Regions from separate parts of the Homo sapiens genome. Here region 2 is linked to region 1. Evidence: chromatin contacts called from ENCODE Hi-C data. All regions are on one chromosome and are shown on one strand. Each heading gives the region's core, a stretch centred on a gene start or an enhancer-like site at or near the end of the contact. The rest is flanking DNA. Distances are from core to core; before and after follow the strand shown.

The links. A loop is a pair of places that touch in the nucleus more often than their neighbours do. Pooled maps may share reads with other maps.
Region 2: a loop to region 1 is called in a map with no recorded cell type, with 7 times the contacts of the local background. The contact joins the promoter of LANCL1 here to the enhancer-like site in region 1. A Hi-C loop is called at or near these places in 2 of 37 single-sample maps with no recorded cell type and 4 of 50 pooled maps.

Annotation. Positions count from the first base shown.
Region 1 is chr2:209,522,449-209,527,272 of GRCh38, reverse strand. All of the region lies in intron 2 of MAP2 (microtubule associated protein 2), which reads right to left. Among named protein-coding and RNA genes, the nearest start is that of MAP2, 100 kb to the right of the region's middle. Within about 2 kb of position 1,357, at least 5 of the 41 ENCODE cell types and tissues checked have a DNase peak (open chromatin) inside an H3K27ac peak, as active enhancers do.
Region 2 is chr2:210,475,311-210,480,246 of GRCh38, reverse strand. LANCL1 (LanC like glutathione S-transferase 1) reads left to right here and starts at 3,488. Exons shown (of 10, transcript NM_006055.3): 1 at 3,488-3,627; 2 at 3,835-3,931. The coding sequence starts at 3,851. It also overlaps a transcript of CPS1 not described here.

The DNA of each region.
Region 1 (4,824 bases), core at 108-2,607:
ATCAGATATATCAGTAATATAGAAATGCTATGGAGAAAAATACAGGGTAGAGTAAGTGAGGATTAAGTGTTCTTTTTTATTTCTACACAGGGTGATACAGGAACGATGTCCACCAGATATCACACTAAGAACTGCCACAAGAAAATGAGACAATTCTAATGTGTAACTTTGCAATCACTTTTCTCCCAGATGCCAGGATTAGTATAAAGAGCTCCAGATAGTGAGGGTGCAGAATTCATAAAAGTCCATCTGCCTGGAGCTCTGTCCTATTCATATATTCACAAGTCTCCTGGTTTAATTAAGTAAATCTGGGAGAGAAGAAAAAGTATTTGTTGGTTTTGTAGTCAGTCAGCTTTACAGATTCCCCACTATATTCCATCATAGATCTGCCATGGATGATCAAGCTTAGGAAAGACATTTGTACATCTTATATCTCAGGTATGAAATGAAACTTTTCTAACACATGACCATCATCAGAAAACAGGGATGCCGTTAGATTTAGTTACAGTTCTTATTATAGCAGCACTTCCTTCTTTCACTTTCAGGGTGGCAAAAAATAGGACTTAGGTCAGCTAATACTTCTGCAAGGATCTAGTATGAAGATAATCTAGTTAGAAGACACTGTTTGGTTAGTTTTCAATGATCCAAGGAAAGATTTGCCCCAGGGAGAATCCTTGCTCTTTTAAATTTATAAATGCATATATCCTAAGCAAATACTCACGTATTTTACCCAAATAAATCTAGAGTGCTCTTTAAAAAAAAAAGAAAGAAAAAAATAAAGAAACAAACCAAAAAACGAAAGCCTGAGAAAGGTCTCTCAGCCTCCCCCTTCTGTATTTCTCTCTATGTACTCACATGTGGATATTAATTTTATATTCTTTAAATTGGATTTCCCTCCACTTCCAGAATTCTCAGGCACTCAGACATTTAGTGAAATATGCTATTTGCTTTTGTATATTATTACTATTTAAACTCTTAATTTTCTGCATTTTCATGAGGTCACTTCCTAGACTCCTAGTTTCCTCTTTTAAACCACAGCTGCCTCAAGCTGACTATGCTCAAAAGAATAGGACTTATGAAAAAAGTAGGCATTGCTAATCCACTGCTAGTTGAAAATACTTTCTGAATTATCAGACCTTCTGTAAAAAGCCCATGATATGCTTCATTATGTAAACAAACCTCCTCTGTGTTGCTTTTTAAGCTTGAAAATATCAAAATCATGACATAACATGAGAAGAATTCCATTTTGACAAAATGAAAAACACAAAAATTCTTCTACCCAGAAAAAAAAGAAACAGAATGTAATGGGGGAAAATAAATGCAAAAATAGAATTGGCTAGAAACCAGCAACCACAAGAAAAGAAATATGACAGGAAATGGAACTAATCAGTTACTATAGTGAAGAGTTTTTTCCCCAGACTTTCTTAGGAGAAAAAGAGAAATTCTAAAGAAATGTAGAAACTAAGAGTTTGGACAAAGTTATTTATATAATCTTGAACTATACAAAATTCCCTGAGAATGTATATGTTTTTTGAAAGGACAATGGAGTTTTTATTTAGCGGAATTTTGAAAGTTTATCTTCTTTGGGATTCTTTTGGTAAAGCTTTAGTTAGAAGGGTTGGAACTTTTGAGGAGTAATTTCTATATAACTACACTATGATATCTTTTTCCAGAGGCAGAATTATCTTCCTTTCTAATTCAAGGCCACTCGAAGGCTTAGTCCATGCAGGAATGGGCTTGCTTTGTCAGAACCCTCTTCAGCTCAGCAACAGACATTGCCAACAGATTAGCCTTCCGTGAATAACAATTCTTCATACACTGGAAAATTTTTCACATGAAAATTGCTCCTTTGGGTTATTCTCCCATTACAACTTACTTTTATTATTGGGTTATTTTGGTATAGACTATATCAAGTTTTTTAGCTGTTTTATGCCTAGATAAAATTAGAAGACGTCATTTCTAAATATAGATATGAAAAATTAATCTCTATATTAAAAACAAATTTAGAAATAATTGTCATTTATTTGCTAGTTGTTTTGTGACTCTAAGTTTTAAAAAAATTAGTAGCTAATTCACTTAACAAAAGTCATTTCCAAAATGTTTGACAACCTCTGAGCATGTCTACAGAGATGGTAGATACAGAATAGTCTTTATTTAATTTCTAATATCCTACTGGAAAAATATGGATAAAAGCTAGAACGTATATTAAAAATAATACGGCTCATCTCCATTTAATTTATATACAAGAAAACCCAGGTCTCAAGATTTGAATTTCCTTATTCAAGGTAACACAGCTGCTTAGCAGACGAGACAAAAATTGAAACCAGGTCTCTGGATCCCAAGGGACACTGATGGTCCCTAATTATCATGGGGTAAGAGAGATCCACCAACAACCAAATAACAAACACAACAGGTAATGAATTGAAAAAAAAATTGATATTAACTTTTTTCACACCCTTTGTAATCCATAGAAGCTTATTCATAAATAAATTAGTGAATGTCTTGTGATTCAATTGAACCAACATTTCCCAGTGTTCAGGCAAGACAGAAAGACTGAAAAGAGGATGAATGATGAAAAGGTTCCTGAGTCAAAGTAATTTATTGAATTTTTCTTTTTCCAGCTCTATTATTTTACACATATAATAATGAAAGTTGATGAATGTATACTTTATGCAAGTGTGTTACATATATTACCTGGTAACATATTATATTGTATAGTGTATTGCATGTATTACCTTATTTATTTCCTTTTATTGCTATTATCTTAATGTTTAATCTCATGTTTCGAGGCTACTAACATAGCAATTATCATAAAGCTAACAGCCAGCATTTGAAACCAAATCTAAATGATTCCAATGTATATCTCTATCCAGTGAATTATATTGCTTAATTGTTGAAAACTCTCCCTGACTCTGGATTATGTGTGTTAAAAATAAAAAAAAGAAAAAAAAGAAAAAGACTAAAGAAACTACTTCTGCCTGTTGAAAAAAATCATATTTCTAAAATTAGATACAAATAACTATTAAAATTGATTCTAAATTGGGATAAATAAGATAAACAGGACTTTCAAAATGAATGCCTTTATGCATCACTGAGCATCTAAAATGCCTTCTCAAGGTTTCCATGCCAACCTTTCTAGAATGCTAAAATAAGCTGTGAAACAACATTTACTCATACCACAATATGTAGTTTTTGATGCACTAAATTGTTTCGCTGCATTTAATAAAAAAAAAAGCTCAAATAAATTTTGAGTATTTAGCAAATGGGGGAAGTAAAAATGGTACCAGTCATCAGTGAGCAGGCAAACAATGTAACTTTTGTTTGTCTAAATGAGACAAGCCTTAAGAAGGACTTAAACGGAACTTTTCATTTCTGCTAACATCCTTTTTATGTATATCCATAGTTAGTCATCGCTTTTCAAAATAGAGTTTTATAAAAGTTATGTTTAAATTATAAACAACACTAAGCACTTAACACTGAATATATAAAAGACAAATTTGGAAATCTAGGGCACTTCAATCTTTGATTCGGACCACCTGGCAAGAGAAAAATAAATGAATAAAAAGCCAAATGGAGCTGAATAGGTCTCATGCAGTTTGAAGAGATTTCTTTTTACCTGTCAAGCTCCTTAAAAGTAAATATTGCAGTTTGACTGCTGAATTACGACAGGAGCCTCCAGTGGAGAAGCAGCAGCTCCTGCAGGCTGGAAGAGATGGGCAAGAGAAGGGCCTAGCATTTGGGTCCAGCCTCCAGCATGCAGAAGACGTAGGCTGAGGAGCTCAGACAGGGTGGTTAGAAAGGGAATACTCAGGACAGCAATAGAGAAGGGCACACAGGGCGCTGGAATAGTAACAGCAATCCAACAACAGCAATGAGAGTAAGAGTGAATGTGGGCAACATCATAAACACTAAAATTATATCAAGCAACGCACTAAGTTCCAGAAAGACAGTAATGACAAGCCATGTGTGGTCTCTGACTTCAACAACTAGGAATCTAATTAATCTTTAAAACATGTTGATTAGGGAGGGAGAATAAAGCGAAATGCCATGAGAGATTGCATTCGGGGTGTTATGGGAGTGCACAGTGAGGGCATCTCGCCCACTGTAGGAAAGACGGCTCTGAGTAACTGAGGTCTAAGCATTCACTCCTAACAGAAAAAAACATGGAGAATAAAAGGAGGAGAGATGGCAGGAAATAAGGCTGAAGAACCATTTACTGACTTAACTAATTTAAGCTGAATGCAAATGTCAGATTTTAATTTGTCCCTTACCAGGTTTTTAAGTATGTAATACATCATATCTAAAGACCAATATTGGCAACCATAAACAGGAAAAGACAACTGTAAATTTATTAGAGTCACAACTACACTTACTCCACCACCAATAATTGTGGGCTTCAATGAGTTAGTTGACATCTCTTTGATTCAGTGCTCTGGGTTTTCTATGTAAGTTGTAACAGTTTGAATGCAACCGTTTTGTTACTGAGGGAGCAGCATCAACTGATACTTTCCCTGAATGAAGAAAATTTAAGATTTTACCAAAGGTAAATAAACAAAAACAAAAACAAAAACTTCCATATGGAGCTTTAAATAAATTTCCTGGATTGAGGTCTTAGGCCACGTCCTTACAACTGCAGAGACCTACAAGTGCAGGCCTCTTACATATATTAATTATTTTGAAACTTTTTTCATATATGGATTTGAACTCTCAATCAGAAATACAATGCTTGATTATACAGCACTTTCAAAAGTTATTTTTAAAAATTATTTGTCACAAACATTTCTTGAAACATCATATAAGAAGGGGCAATATTTTCCTCAACCT
Region 2 (4,936 bases), core at 2,239-4,738, 950 kb before region 1:
CTGTGCACTTCTCTGGGTGTGCCTGACCTTCTCACAAGCTGCAATACCGACACACCTATGACCAGCATGGACTTGATGAGAGCATCACACTCTGAGGGAGGTGGGAACAGAGATGGAAGGAATCTGTGATCCTGAATGGCCACATGGAGCAAATCTAATCTGAACTAAGAAAAATACATTTCTATGTATTTTGGAGATTATGTTTTGAGGCCTCTTTGTAACTAACATAGTTTTCACCCTAATATACATTATAACATTTTGAAATTAAAGTCTGAGAATGGAACTAAAATGCCCTCAGAATATAGTTGTTTTCTCTGTTATCAATCATCCCAGATTTCCAGAAGTATTCAGTTTTAGAGGCAATAATACAATGATTATTTCCTGAAAGTTCACACAAGACAGCTACAGTGATTAAAAGAAGGAACATTACATTTTTTTAAAAAATCATCCTAAATTTATCAAAAGTAGAATGATCCATAAAAAATTATAACTGTCAAATTTGTGTTAGCCACAAATGTGTTCAGCCACCATAGCCACAGGTGAAAGCATAGGTACTATTTGGGGCTAAAATTGTTGCCCCCCAAATTCATACGTTGAAGTCCTAACTCTCACTATCTCAGCATGTGGCTGCTGGAGAAGGGTCTTTAAAGAAAAGTAAGGTTAGCCAAGTCAGGCATATCACTTGAGGTCAGGAGTTCAAGACCAGCCTGGCCAACATGGTGAAACCCCGTCTCTACTGAAAATACAAAAATTAGCTGGGCGTGGTGGTGTGTGCCTGTAATCCCAGCTACTCTGGAGGCTGAGGCAGGAGAATCGCTTGAACCAGGGAGTCAGAGGTTGCAGTGAGCCGAGATCGTGCCACTGCACTCCAGCCTGGCAACAGAGCGAGACTCCGTCTCAAAAAAAAAAAAAAAAAAGAAAGAATGATAAGGTTCAATGAAGTCATAATCCACTATGATGGTGTCGTAAGAAGAGGAAATTAGGACACAGACAACACAGACTGAGGGACAACCATGTGAAGATAGGAGAAGACGGCATCTACAAGCCAACAAGACAGGCCTCAGATGGAATCAGTCCTGCTAACATCTTAATCCCAGACTTCTATCCTTCACAACTGTGGAAAAATACATTTCTGTTGTTTCAGGCCACTTGCTATGGTTCTTTGTGTGGCAGCCTGAGTAGATAAATACAAACAATAAATGTTAAATACTTTTCTTTTGTATCAGAACCAAGGAGGGATTCTCTGGGTTGGTTCTCTGACAAAAAGGAAGGAAGAAAGAGAAGGAAAGCAGGGAGGGAGGGAGGGAAGGGAGGGGGGAAGGGGGGAGGGGGGAGGAGGGAGGGAGGGAGGGAAATATTATTTCCAGCAATTAAAATCTTTGGGTGTTTACAAGTCACATGCTTTGATTATATTTAAATTCTAAATAATTCTACTTCCCTTCCGTTTAGACGCATGCTTCACATCATCTTCAGAAGTAAACTCCAGATAAAGACTTAAATATAAGAGGTAAAAAGCTAATAAAATAAAATGTGGGAAGTCATTGCAGTCTATGAGTAGACAAAGACATTTTGAATATGAAGCTAAATCCTCAAATCACAGTGTCACAATTAGATGGGTTTAACTTCATCGAAATGAAAGATTGTGATTCAATAAAGGATATCCTAGAAAATGTGAACAAACTAAAGAAAGTATCTACAATAACTAAAGTGAAAGGAGATTAATATACAGAATATACCCCACAAACACGGGAAAAAAAGAAACAAAACTCTTTCAAATCAACAGGAAAACAATGCAATCACTAATAGAAAAATAAATAAAGGAACAGGTAAAGCCCAATTGTCTAACAGGTATATGAAGGAAAGTTCAACACCATTAGCCACAGAAAAACTAAAAGATTAAACATCAGTGAGATTCTACATTATTCATTAGAATGGCAAACATTAGAACACTAGATAATACCAAGTGTTGGAGAGGAGATGGAAATGACAGAAACAATTGATATGTTGGAGTGAATACTCTTGGAGTGAACAATAGATACTGTTAGAGGGAATATAAACTAGTCCAGCAGTTTTGGAAAGCAATCTAACAACATTGGGGAAATTAAGTACAGAATCTCATATGATCCAGCAATTGACTGCTGGGTGTATGTCTCAGGGATACTCACACAGATTCATAAAAGCACATGTTCCAAGAATATTATTTGTAGTATGGAAGTTAGAAACAATGTCCATCATTAGGGGAAAGGATTAGTAAAATAAGATAGAGGCATACTATGAAAATATACAATTACCATCCTGCCTTGCTTAACAACAGTAATATTTAATTGCTTAAAGACTGTGAGTGGGATAAATGGATAGCCTTTAATCATTAAAGAAAAAATAATTGATAAAATGTCTCTCGTTTTCCTTTTCTCTCTTGTGAGTTGCTCCTTCAAACACCCATCTTTTAAAACATGAGAGATATCCAGCTTAAGACTCACCATGGGCCTCGGCTAAATCTTCATGAATTTGATGAGGTTAAGAAAGCAACTACATTTCCTAAGAAAGCAACTATTTTAAAAGAGCAAACCTGGGTGTGGGGAGGGATTAGGAGTAGAGTTTGGGATGGCAGCCTCAGAAGGACAAACTTAGGCCAAGGAGGGAGGGAGTTGGGGTGGAGACTGAGCTTCTCCAGTTGGAGGTCTGGAGCTAGGACTCTTCATTGAAACCGGAGAGAAGGAAAAGGAGAGAGTGAGGCTGACTTTTTAACTGAACTCCAAAATTCTCTGAGCAATAGAATGGGCCTAATATGTACCAGGTGGGATTTAATTTTAAATGAAAGAAAAATGTTTCAGATAGCAGGGACTGTTAAAACATTGAAATTGAATGTTGTGGATCTCCTGCTGTGTTGGTTTTCAGTATTTTTTAGAGCTTTGTTATCCAGTATTATAGTCCAATTTAGGCTAAGGAACAGAATAAATTTCCTAAGAGCTGTAATTTGTGTTTTCATGTGCTTTCCCCAAAGTATTATCAACTGCTATTTGATATCCTGTCCTTTGGGCATATTTTTGTTGTTGTTGTTGTTAATGATGGTGGTGCTTTTTTGTTTGTTTGTTTTAAGAAATGAAAAGAAAAGATTGGCAAGTCCCTGGAGAGACATTATCCCCCCACCCCCCGCCAAATTTTATCTATTGCGAACAGCAGAAATACCAGCATGTTCAGATCTAAAAGCAGTCTGTTTCTTCTCCAGGTTAAAAAAATATATACTTCTTATGACTCTGGACTTAAATTTGACTTTTTAAAAATAAGAAAAATTAAAGAAGGGTAGGAAATATTGGTCACATCTCCGCGTGATTCTAGGTCCTCACTTCTGCTACCCAGTAATTAAAATACCCTGCGTTATCCTTTAGAAATTACACGCCTGTGTCTTTAACAAACTGTAAGAGAGAAGGGGGCGGGTCTCGGGAACGGCGAAGGCTCTGATTGGCCCTCCTGGCAGGAACTGGGCGGTAAAATAGCCCTTCTGTTACTGTCCGGGGCTGCGGGGTGAGAGGCCAGGGCCGAGAAGGGCTTCAGGACGCGGGAGGCGCACTTGCTTCAAGTCGCGGGCGTGGGAACGGGGTTGCAAAACGGGGCCTCTTTGTCCGGGTGGGTTAAGGGCCCTGGCAGCTTTTTCGCGAAGGCGCCATGTCCTAGCAGTTGGGCCGCAGTGGGCCCGAGGTCCACTCGGACCGCCGAGACGGCTCGATGGCCCTGGAGCTGGAGGAAGGGGGATACCTGGGCGCCGCCGCCGCCCTCGCAACTCGGCCGAGGCCCCTATCTCAACCTAGTTTCTGTTTTTCCCCTGTTCTGCAGGCTTGCTTCCGGCGTCATGGCTCAAAGGGCCTTCCCGAATCCTTATGCTGATTATAACAAATCCCTGGCCGAAGGCTACTTTGATGCTGCCGGGAGGGTGAGTTTAGGATATGTCTGCCTGCATCCCTGCCTCTCCCCACGGTGTTCGGAAAGGTGCTCATTTTTGCCTGAGAGAGTTGAGCATCCCCCTTTAAAAAAATACATGATTCGACGATAAATACGTAAATTATTTAAAAATACATGTTAATATATACAAATTGAGCTCTAACATAATGTTAAATGTGTCATTGTTAACATTATTAATTGAAATAAACTCAATTATTGATAGTATAAATTTTAAAAATTGGCAAATATGTAGTTTACTATGTAATTGGCATTTTTTAATGTATTTTGGTTTGCTTCTTAAAAAGAGGTGAAGAATCCTAACGGTATTCACATGTGCCGTGTTACTCCTTTGTGATTATACACAAGTGCGTTCAGGGTAATGATGAGAGCAAACGGTGGTGTATGGTAAGGACGTCTTTAAACTGTTAGTGCTTAGAGAATTTGGGGACCTAGGAAACCTGAAGTTCTTTGTACCGGTGTCACTCCACAGGGCATATCCACAGCTGGAAAACAAAAAAAAAGAAACTTGTAAATTAAACTGGTTAGCATGTCACAAATCACTGTGCAAAAGAGAACCTGGATGTAAAATACTAGGGGCCTGTGTTTTCTCATGCCTCATTGGGTGAACATAATTGTTAAGAGGGAATACAGATATTTTTAAGAATACCTACTTTTGGCTGGGTGCAGTGGCTCACACCATTAATCCCGACACTTTGGGAAATCAAGGCAGGAGGATTGCTTAAGGCCACGAGTTTGAGACCAGCCTGTGCAACACAGCAGGACCTTATCTCTACTAAAATTTTTTTAAAAATTAGCCAGGTGTGGTGGAAAGCTTGTAGTCCCAGCTACTTGGGAGGCTGAGGCGGGAGAATTGCTGGAGCCTAGGAGATTCGAGGCTGTAGTGAGCTATGATTGCACCACTGCACTCTAGCCTGGGTGACAGAGACCCTGTCTCTAAAAAATAAAAAAATAAAATTTAGTTTTGAAAATGAGTTAA